Regions from separate parts of the Homo sapiens genome. Here all the other regions are linked to region 2. The links are chromatin contacts, found by Hi-C or POLR2A ChIA-PET in ENCODE. All regions are on one chromosome and are shown on one strand. Each heading gives the region's core, a stretch centred on a gene start or an enhancer-like site at or near the end of the contact. The rest is flanking DNA. Distances are from core to core; before and after follow the strand shown.

What was found. A loop is a pair of places that touch in the nucleus more often than their neighbours do. ChIA-PET counts read pairs that join two places held with the same protein, here RNA polymerase II (POLR2A). Pooled maps may share reads with other maps.
Region 1: a pooled map of gastrocnemius medialis shows a loop between it and region 2 (2.4-fold over the local background). The contact joins two enhancer-like sites. A Hi-C loop is called at or near these places in 2 of 168 maps with a recorded cell type or tissue (CD14-positive monocyte and heart left ventricle) and 3 of 50 pooled maps. POLR2A ChIA-PET finds 5 or more read pairs at or near these places in 4 of 52 experiments (GM10248, H1, IMR-90 and 1 more).
Region 3: a map of left lung shows a loop between it and region 2 (6-fold over the local background). The contact joins two enhancer-like sites. A Hi-C loop is called at or near these places in 4 of 168 maps with a recorded cell type or tissue (CD14-positive monocyte, heart left ventricle, heart right ventricle and 1 more) and 2 of 50 pooled maps. POLR2A ChIA-PET finds 5 or more read pairs at or near these places in 2 of 52 experiments (H1 and activated naive CD4-positive, alpha-beta T cell).

What each region holds. Positions count from the first base shown.
Region 1 is chr9:107,637,864-107,640,582 of GRCh38, forward strand. All of the region lies in intron 8 of LOC105376205 (a long non-coding RNA gene), which reads left to right. Among named protein-coding and RNA genes, the nearest start is that of KLF4, 150 kb to the left of the region's middle. RefSeq lists an enhancer at 1-247. Within about 2 kb of position 1,293, at least 28 of the 41 ENCODE cell types and tissues checked have a DNase peak (open chromatin) inside an H3K27ac peak, as active enhancers do; they include CD14-positive monocyte, where a contact is called at or near this core.
Region 2 is chr9:107,682,414-107,685,137 of GRCh38, forward strand. No RefSeq gene overlaps it. Among named protein-coding and RNA genes, the nearest start is that of KLF4, 190 kb to the left of the region's middle. Within about 2 kb of position 1,323, at least 7 of the 41 ENCODE cell types and tissues checked have a DNase peak (open chromatin) inside an H3K27ac peak, as active enhancers do; they include CD14-positive monocyte, where a contact is called at or near this core.
Region 3 is chr9:107,619,680-107,622,812 of GRCh38, forward strand. LOC105376205 (a long non-coding RNA gene) reads left to right here. Exons shown (of 9, transcript XR_930217.2): 6 at 1-174; 7 at 497-573. Among named protein-coding and RNA genes, the nearest start is that of KLF4, 130 kb to the left of the region's middle. Within about 2 kb of position 1,297, at least 6 of the 41 ENCODE cell types and tissues checked have a DNase peak (open chromatin) inside an H3K27ac peak, as active enhancers do.

The DNA of each region.
Region 1 (2,719 bases), core at 43-2,542, 45 kb before region 2:
AGGCCAGACTTCCTGATCACATGGTGCTGAAGTCAATGAAAAAAAATTAAGGGGGACCCCTCCCTTTTTCTTCAATGCCTGATCCAGATTCCCCCCTCCCCGCTCCCCCGACCCACCCCCTCTGGGCTCCGCGCGTCGGAGGGAAGCGCAGCCTCCCAGGCGGAGGGCCAGCGAGGCAGGAGAGCGCGCGCAAACATAAACACGAGACTGTTGCAGTAATTGGTGGCTCTGAAAACACTGAGGAAATGAGAGGCTTGTACGAAACATCAGCCGACAAGAAACGGGGTGATGTCAGACAGCCTTCCAGGATTAGAAACCCTTAAAAGCTCCGAGCCCGCGGCCGCTGCGGAAAACTCGGCTCTCCCGCTGTCCCGGGTAGGAAGCCGGGATTTCGCTTTTGCCCGACTCCCTCGGGGCACTCGCCCTCTCCTCTCTTCCTCGCTTTCTCGCTTTCTCTCTTTCTCTCTTTCTCTTTCTTTCCTTTCTCTCTCTTCTTTTTGTTTCTTTTCTTCTTTCTTTCCTCTTTTTCTTTTCCTTTTCTTTTCCTGTCTTTCCTCTTCTCCCTCTTGCGCCCCCCCCCCCACCCCCAACTTTTTCTCTTTCTGTTTCTCTGGCTGTCACTGTCTCTCTGTCTTCTCCCTGTCTTCTCTCTCTTCGTTTTTTTCTTTAACCTTCTTTATTAAAAAGAAAAGAAGAGGCCACATCAGAAGATTTCCATTTCTAAGGCACCTTGTACTTTTATATCTTTTCCCTCCTTTGAAACACCAAACAGGACCCAACTCCTAAACAAGTCCAAAGGGACAAGTAAAACTGGGGTGTCAGTCGCTTGAGTTTGTTATAACTTTCTCTTCTTCTCAGTGCCCTTCCTCACCCCCCTTTTCGGATTAGAAGTTCATATTGCAATAATTCGCCAACATGTTGGAAGGGCTGGAAATAAACAAAAAGCATTTACCAAGGACAACAGCCCACCCACCCTGAGATGGGGAAAATGCTTGCAAAAATCTGGCCGTTTCAGAAGAGAATATAGATTTCCTGGTAAAATATATCCCAGCCACCCAGCTAGTAACACTAGTGGCTGTTGCCCCATTTTCTGTTCATAGTATAATTAAGACTAAAAGTACTTACACGTATGTGTATACACACACACACACACACACACACACACCCTCCCTCCTCCAGGCCACAGGGCAGGGTAGCTAACAGCCAGTGAGCAGGGAGGATCTTGTACCACATCCAGCAGGAACTTGCGTGTGTCTTAAAGTTGGAGGCCAGTTACTCAGTGACATCTGTTCAGTGACATCAAAAGTGATGTCTGTCAAGCCTTTTTCTCTTCGTGTCTGCCAGGATTAATGAGGCAATGTTTGGAAAGGGCTTAAGCCCCCACCAAGAAAGGCACCCAAGACAGCTTTTCAAAGAATGATTTATGTCCAGCTTTATCTAAATAGGAACCGAAAAAGCATTTTTCTTGTCTGTAGAGCAGGTGAACTCAACACCTGACTTCTTGCTCAGGTGCATTTCAGAAGCTTTCAAATCTGCCTTATTAATTGGTCTGATACCTCTTTACCATGAAGGCACTTTTTTTTTTTTTCTTTCTTCCTGAGACCCCAGAAAAGGTCATATCAAGGCTGAGTTTGTACAACCTTGGAGGAATATGACTGGTTCCAAAGACTTGGTTTCCTTCACTGCTGCTTATGGTGAGAACAATGTCCCCCAACCTGAACCCTCCTCCCTCCCCTGCACACTCATAAATCTTGTGGTGATTTAGTTCCCCTCAATGCTTGACACTCCTAAGCTGTAGTAATTTGAGCCAAGCATACTTTCTGGTTTTATCCAGTATACCTGCGGTTATACCACTCACCGAGAAGTGGATCACAGCTCTGTTTTCAACTTCTTTTTTTTTGAGACACATTTTCACTCTTGTTGCCCAGGCTGGAGTGCAATGACATGATCTCGGCTTACCGCATCCTCCGCCTCCCGGGTTCAAGCCATTCTCCTGCCTCAGCCTCCCGAGTAGCTGGGATTACAGACATGCGTCACTGCACCTGGCCAATTTTGTATTTTTAGTAGAGACGGGATTTCTCCATGTTGGCCAGGCTAGTCTTGAACTCCCGACCTCAGGTGATCCACCCACTTCAGCCTCCCAAAGTGCTTGGATTACAGGCGTGATGGACTGTGCCCGGCCTGTTTTCCACTTCTTATGGGGACATTTTCCATCTCTGATATTTGTCTTGTGCTTTGCAATCCCAGGGGGCAGCCTCATCTCTTCCTAGTCCTTATGTTGGGTAAAAGTGTCTCTACTCCTGCCACTGCTCCACCTAGCCACTTTGGCGTCTCCCTTGCTGTTTTGTTTTGTTTTGTTTTGTTTTTTTCCTTTTGAGACAGAGTCTTGCTCTATCACCCAGGCTGGAATGCAATGGCGCGATCTCCGCTCACTGCAGCCTCCACCTTCCAGGTTCAAGTGATTCTCCTGCCTCAGCCTCCTGAGTAGCTGGGATTACAGGTGCCTGCCACCACGCCTGGCTAATTTTTGTATTTTTAGTAGAGATGGGATTTCACCATGTTGGCCAGGCTGGTCTTGAACTGCTGACCTCACTCGATCCACCAACCCGCCTCAGCCTCCCAAAGTGCTGGGATTACAGGTATGAGCCACTGTGCCTGGCCATCATCATGTGTTTATACCAAACTTCTCCCCGTCCCCTCAGTGAACTCCCCACAGCCC
Region 2 (2,724 bases), core at 73-2,572:
GGCTGAAGAAGGGAGAAATTTTCAAATGAGATTTGTTCAGAGTTCTGGCAAACATGCTGGAATGTGTGCTTTTAAATTACAGAGACTGCTCTTTGGAAATAAGGGACCCAGTGAATAAGTTCACAGGGTGAGCAAAAATAAAGCAGCATTATGATCGCCCCTTATTGAATCCAGCTTATTGGATGTCCTTTGAGAACATGTGTGATTTTATATGAGGAATAAATGTTTAGAAGTGGAATTTCTGTGTCAAGTAATACAGTATATTTTAATGTTGATAGATGTGGTCAAATTGCCCTCCAAATAATTTGTTCTTATTAACACTTTCCCAGGGGTGGATGAAAGTGGCTCCCGTTGACACCTTTTCATTTTAGTCTTTGCTACTCTACCAGATTTTTTTTTTAAAAAGATATTTCTTATATATATATTTATATATAATATATTCCATATATATGTGTATATTTCATTATGAGGGAAGTTAAAACATTTCTATTTCTTTTTCTGTGAACACCATTGCTAATGTCATTTGCCCATTCCTTTTTTTTCCTTTTGAGTTGTTGAGTTTTTTCTTTGTAATTTGTAAGAACTCTTTATATAAAAGGCATTAGTCCTTGCTCTATCACATATGTTACAAATGTTTGTCAATGTGTGCTATTGGCCTTTGATGAAAGTTATTGCACACTAACAGATTTTTAGATGTGTATGGATCCTACTGTCTAGAACGAATGCAAGTTTACTCTAGAGTGCACCTGAATTAACAGCTGGCTTTTTTCCTTTTGTATATTCATAATCAACAGGCACTGAAAGCCTAAGTAACGTCACGGGAGGTGAGGGATGGCCCTTGAGATCAAGAGGTTGGAAACCGCTAGTCTAGGCTGTACTGGACCTACCTAAACTGTGCCCAGAGCTAAGCCCAGCCCTCCTGGGTTGAAGCTCCAGCACTGATGTCTCTCATGGAGTCAGAAGTCATTAACTTACTAATTCCATATAAAACACAGCAATAGCATTTCAAGGTGGAGCCAACCAAAATGGAAGCGGAATGGCTCTCTTCCTCTCTCCCTTCTCCCTCTGCATCCCCTTCCCTTCCTCCTTTGTTTACCTCCTAAAGGGGAGAGTAAGGCAGAGAAGAAAACAAAGGGTAAGGAGAAAGGGAAGGCTCCCCATTGTGGAGAATTAAGACAACTCTCTTGCTTGGGGCTCCAGGACCCTCTCATCTGGCCACCCCTTCCTCTTCTCTGTCCCCAACATCCTGCCTCATTGTTACACCAGCCTCCTAGCTACACTCTTCCCAGGCACCCTCTGGCCTTGCCACCAGCTGCTTTCTCTGCTGAGAACTTGCTTCCCCTTCCCTGCTTTGTGGACTCTGACATTTCAAATGTCACTTCCTCTAGGAAGCTTTCCCTGGCCAGGCTGACTGAAGTGTTCCCTCCCAGGGCTCCTGTCTTTTTTACAGCACTTCTGATAGTTATATTAGAGGTGTGTGTCTCTCCCACTAACCAGGGAGGTCCTTGAAGGTACATTTGCCTGATTCATCTCTGGTTCTGCCCCAGCACCAGAGCAGCTTAGTCAATGTTCATTGAACAAAGCCCTATTTAAAGAGCAAAAGTGTGTGTTGGCAAGGCGTCCTGACAGTGCTGCTGGGACAATATCCTTCCCTGGAGGGACAGAGCACCCCAGCCAGCTTTCCCCCAGGTCGCTGTCCCCCTCCTCAAGTCCTAAGCTAGAGCCTGGCAACCCTGACTGAGTCCTGTGGATTCACATGGGAGTAATGCCTCGATGTGCAGAGGTCAACCACTGACCTCTATTGGAAGCCCCGCTCCCCATACTGGTGCCAGAGAAGAAGCAGACAAAAATTCAGAGTCACCACCTATGGAATCTCATCCCTGAGGAAAGTTCACTTAGAACAGTGGTCACTTAAACTTTGGTCACTATCAGAATCACCTAGGGAACTCTGGAAAAACAACAAGGCCCAGGCCTAATCCTACTTCAGAGAGAAGTTTGAGAACCACTGGTTTAGACAACGGTGACTCATCCAATTTCTTCAGCTACTGTGATCTGCTTATGCTTCTTCTTACAGGAGTGCTGATCCTAAAGGGTTGTGGGGCTCCTGCCTTTCCTTCCCCTCACACCTTTCCCCACTAGGTTTTAAGCAGAGTTAAGTTCACATACGAATTTGTCGTTATCCACGACAACGTTTATTTGTGCCCAACATGTATGTGTGGAATGAATACACACAGGAACAAACAAGATACTTCAGTTAGGAAGCATGTACAGCCTTCTGCTTGGAGCAACAGACCCGACACTAAGAGGGATGGAAGACAGGGTCCTGCCCTTGGGGACTGGGGATTCTGGCATCACAGTCCTGCTGTCGATCGCATGTCCCTCAGAGCTTCAGTTTCTTCAGCTCTTAAGAAGGAATAATAACGATAACAATACTATCTAGCTGCATGGCTTGGTGTGAGGATTATATAAAATAATGAGAGTGAAAGTGTTTTCTAAGCAAACTCATGAACATAAGATACCGTCACAAAGAAAAATCAATCTTACGAATAATTACAAATAAACAAATTTTGTTAAACTCTCCCTAGCCTGCACATGTTAAGATATTGAGGCCAGGTGCGGTGGCTCACGTCTGTAACCCCAGCACTTTGGGAGGCCAAGGTGGGCGGATCACGAGGTCAGGAGTTCGAGACCATCCTGGCCAATATGGTAAAACCCCGTCTCTAC
Region 3 (3,133 bases), core at 47-2,546, 63 kb before region 2:
TCATCTCTAAGTTACAAAAATGGGAACTGAGCCACCAAATGGCTAAGTGGTTTGCCTAAGAACACAGCGCTGGGCAGACAGAGGAACCAGGGGACTTAGGCCTTGCCAAGGAGGTGACAGTTGGACTGGCCTGGAGGGACTGGCCTGGAAAGAACAGCTACAGTATGGCCACAGGTGAGCCTGAGCGGGTAGACGATGCTCACCTTTCCCTGTGGCCAAGCACTGGCTGTGGGCAGGTGGGGAGGAGTAGGTGGGAGATGCCTGTCCCAGCGAGGACAGGCCAGTCCTAAAAGGGGCTTGTGTGTCCTGAGCCAAGAAGCTTGACTTTTGCCTTCTAAAACAGACATTGACTCAGTCAGGAGAGCTTGAGAAATCTCTCTCCAGGAGGCTGTGGGAGGTAGATTTTCCTTGATTGGCCTGGTCTCCCTTCTGCCCTCAGGGTCTGACTTTCCCCCTTGATCTTCTCTTAACAAGTGGGTGGTTGTGACTCTCCTAGGGTTCCGGGATGGCCAAGGAGGCCCATCTCACCAGACCTGGCCCTGAGAAACTTCACCAGCAAGGCTTTCAAATCGGGTGCGTGATTGCTACGACGTGAGTTCCCTTCCAGTAGGGCCTGCAGCTGCTCTGTCCTCCTGGATGGAGAATCTGACTCCAACTCAGCTTCCCAAACCACACACAATTCCAAGATGAGACTGGTCTTCCTCTGGGGGACCAAGGAGAAATGTGGTAATTTAGACTCTCAAAGACTCTTCCTAAAAAGCTGGGCTGTTAAGGAATCCACTCCAAGCGATCACCATCTGTGGCAGGCAGCTGGTGGAATAGACAGAACTGTTTTGACATCAGATGAACTAGAATTTGAATACTGGTTTAGTCCTGTCTAGCTGTAGGGATTTGAAGGGAAATACAGTTTTTCTTTCGGAAAACCAGGACAATAATATTGTACTAGATTTGTGAGGTTAAAGATATAGAAGGTATAGACAGCTAGGAGGTGTTGGGAGATTGGGGCTTCTATTCTTTGTTTTGCATTATTATTCTTAGCAAAGCCACTTACAGGGTGTCTGAAGAAGCATCCCTTTCTTTGGCTCCAGAGTGTGAGTAGAGTTTATTAGGGTCCCCCTGGCTTTTGGGTCCACCCAGTTTCTTCTGCAGACAATGTTTGGACTGAACTTCACTCTCTGTACAATGAGGAAACCTGTTTTAAAGGCCTCACTTGTCAAAAAAACAGCCATAAAACAGACTTAATGAGACTTCTGGATACAGCCAGGCCCATGTGATTGGCTGCTCCAGGGCAGGCAAGGCTGGAATTCAGGGCTCTGAACGTGCTGGCCGGCTGCGCTCCAGCCCCGGTCTGTGCTGGTGGTGTTCCGTGTGCTCTGTCCGCCTCTCCTTTAACTTCCCTGATAAAATGCTTACTTGGATATTGTTCTGAGATGATTGATTGTTAAATGCCCTGCAAATACAAAACTAGGCTGCTAAGTCACACTCGAGAGAAGTCCAGGAAATCCTCTAGTTGAATGTTACAGCCGGCTTCTCCTGAATAGAGGCACAGCAGCAGATTTCACCTAGCCAACCCGTTTGCTTTTTAAATGGGGAGACCGAGGCCCTGAAAGGGGAAAGCACTTACATAATATGTATGTTTTATTACAACTAAAAAAAAAAAAGACAGAGAGAAAGACGAATAGACAAGGCCCTCGTAGACCAGGAGGATGGCAGACTCACTGGATTCATGCTGGGTGGGGGGCCTCTCTAAGCTCTTTCCCCCACTCTACCTTTCTGCTCCTTCTCCTTTATTCCCCATAGATAGAGAGCAGTTTTTCCTCCTAGTACCAAATGTGGATGGTGGCATATTCTTTCCCTTTTACAGAAATATTAAATCCCCCCAGGTCACACAGCTGTGTTGTCTGGGTGGTGGCTGAACCAGGATTCCATCTCAGGTGTGTCTGATGGCCATCACGATACCACTGTAAAGCTGAGCTCATTGACTAACGCTTAGGAAGTGGAGGGCCTTACATTCTAGATTCCAACCTTCGCCTACAACAAAGGAAACTGCCGGTATTTTCCCATTGCTAGTGACCTCTGCTTTCTTGTGACCAACAAGTAAGCAAGTCAAGTCCATTTGTTAAGCTCTGTGACTCTTTTCATTGTTAGGAAAATTTGGACTTCAAAGTGAGGGAGTTTTGGGGGATGCTTGGCCTCTTTGGGACCGAGAGGGTGAGGACAGCTGTTTTCTTGTTCAATTGGCAGCCCTGGATTAAATTTCTAATTTTCTTCCTCACCTATTTCCTCCCTGTTTCCTATAAGCTTAGCCCTTTTCCTGGCACATAGTAGGTGTTCAATAAATATTTGCTGAATGAATGAATAAAGTGCATTGTGTGAACTGCTTTGTGTGAACACGTTAATTCCTCATTCAGATGTTGGCCCCTGCTTCTCAGGGACCGGGCCTTCTCTGTCCTTCCAGCCTGTGGGGCTTAGCACAGTGCCCTGGCTGGAGAAGGCATTCTGTGTGTACATACTGGACGAGTACATACATGGATAGCTTTTTAGGCTGCTGGTGCTGAATCACACAGCTGAACTTGAACCATATACAAATTTGGGACCTGCTTTTGGAAACGTTCTCATCTTTGTACATTTATAAAGGTGTTCCTGTATTTCTGACCTTGCAGCCACCGGACTTCAGCAGCAGTCATTGTTAGCTGTAATGAACTCAGCTCTCTGAGAGCATCCCACAGGGCTCATGATCTCACTGGAGGAGCACTGGAAACCAGGAGAGAGTGTGGGAGGTCTGGGAGGCAATGCATTGTCGGGCAGATGGTCCCTCAGGAGGAAATGCAGGCAGTGCCTATAGGGTAGTGCCCACCACACAGTGCTCGCCCCCTGAATGTGTTGTGCTAATATTAATGAAAATTAGTTAGAAAGAATTGAATTCAGTTGTGAGGATGGGCGATAATCACCCCTCCTCTAAACCCTCAGCAAGCGTAACATCAGCAATTTTTTTTTCCATGTAATAAGTCAGAGGTATTCTAGTCCAGGGCTGGCATGTGACATAGTGTTGGAGCCCCAGGTTCCTCCTGTGTTATTCTCAAGGTCACCTCTTTGTCCAAGGTGTCTGTTGCAGCTCCAGCCATTAAATCTG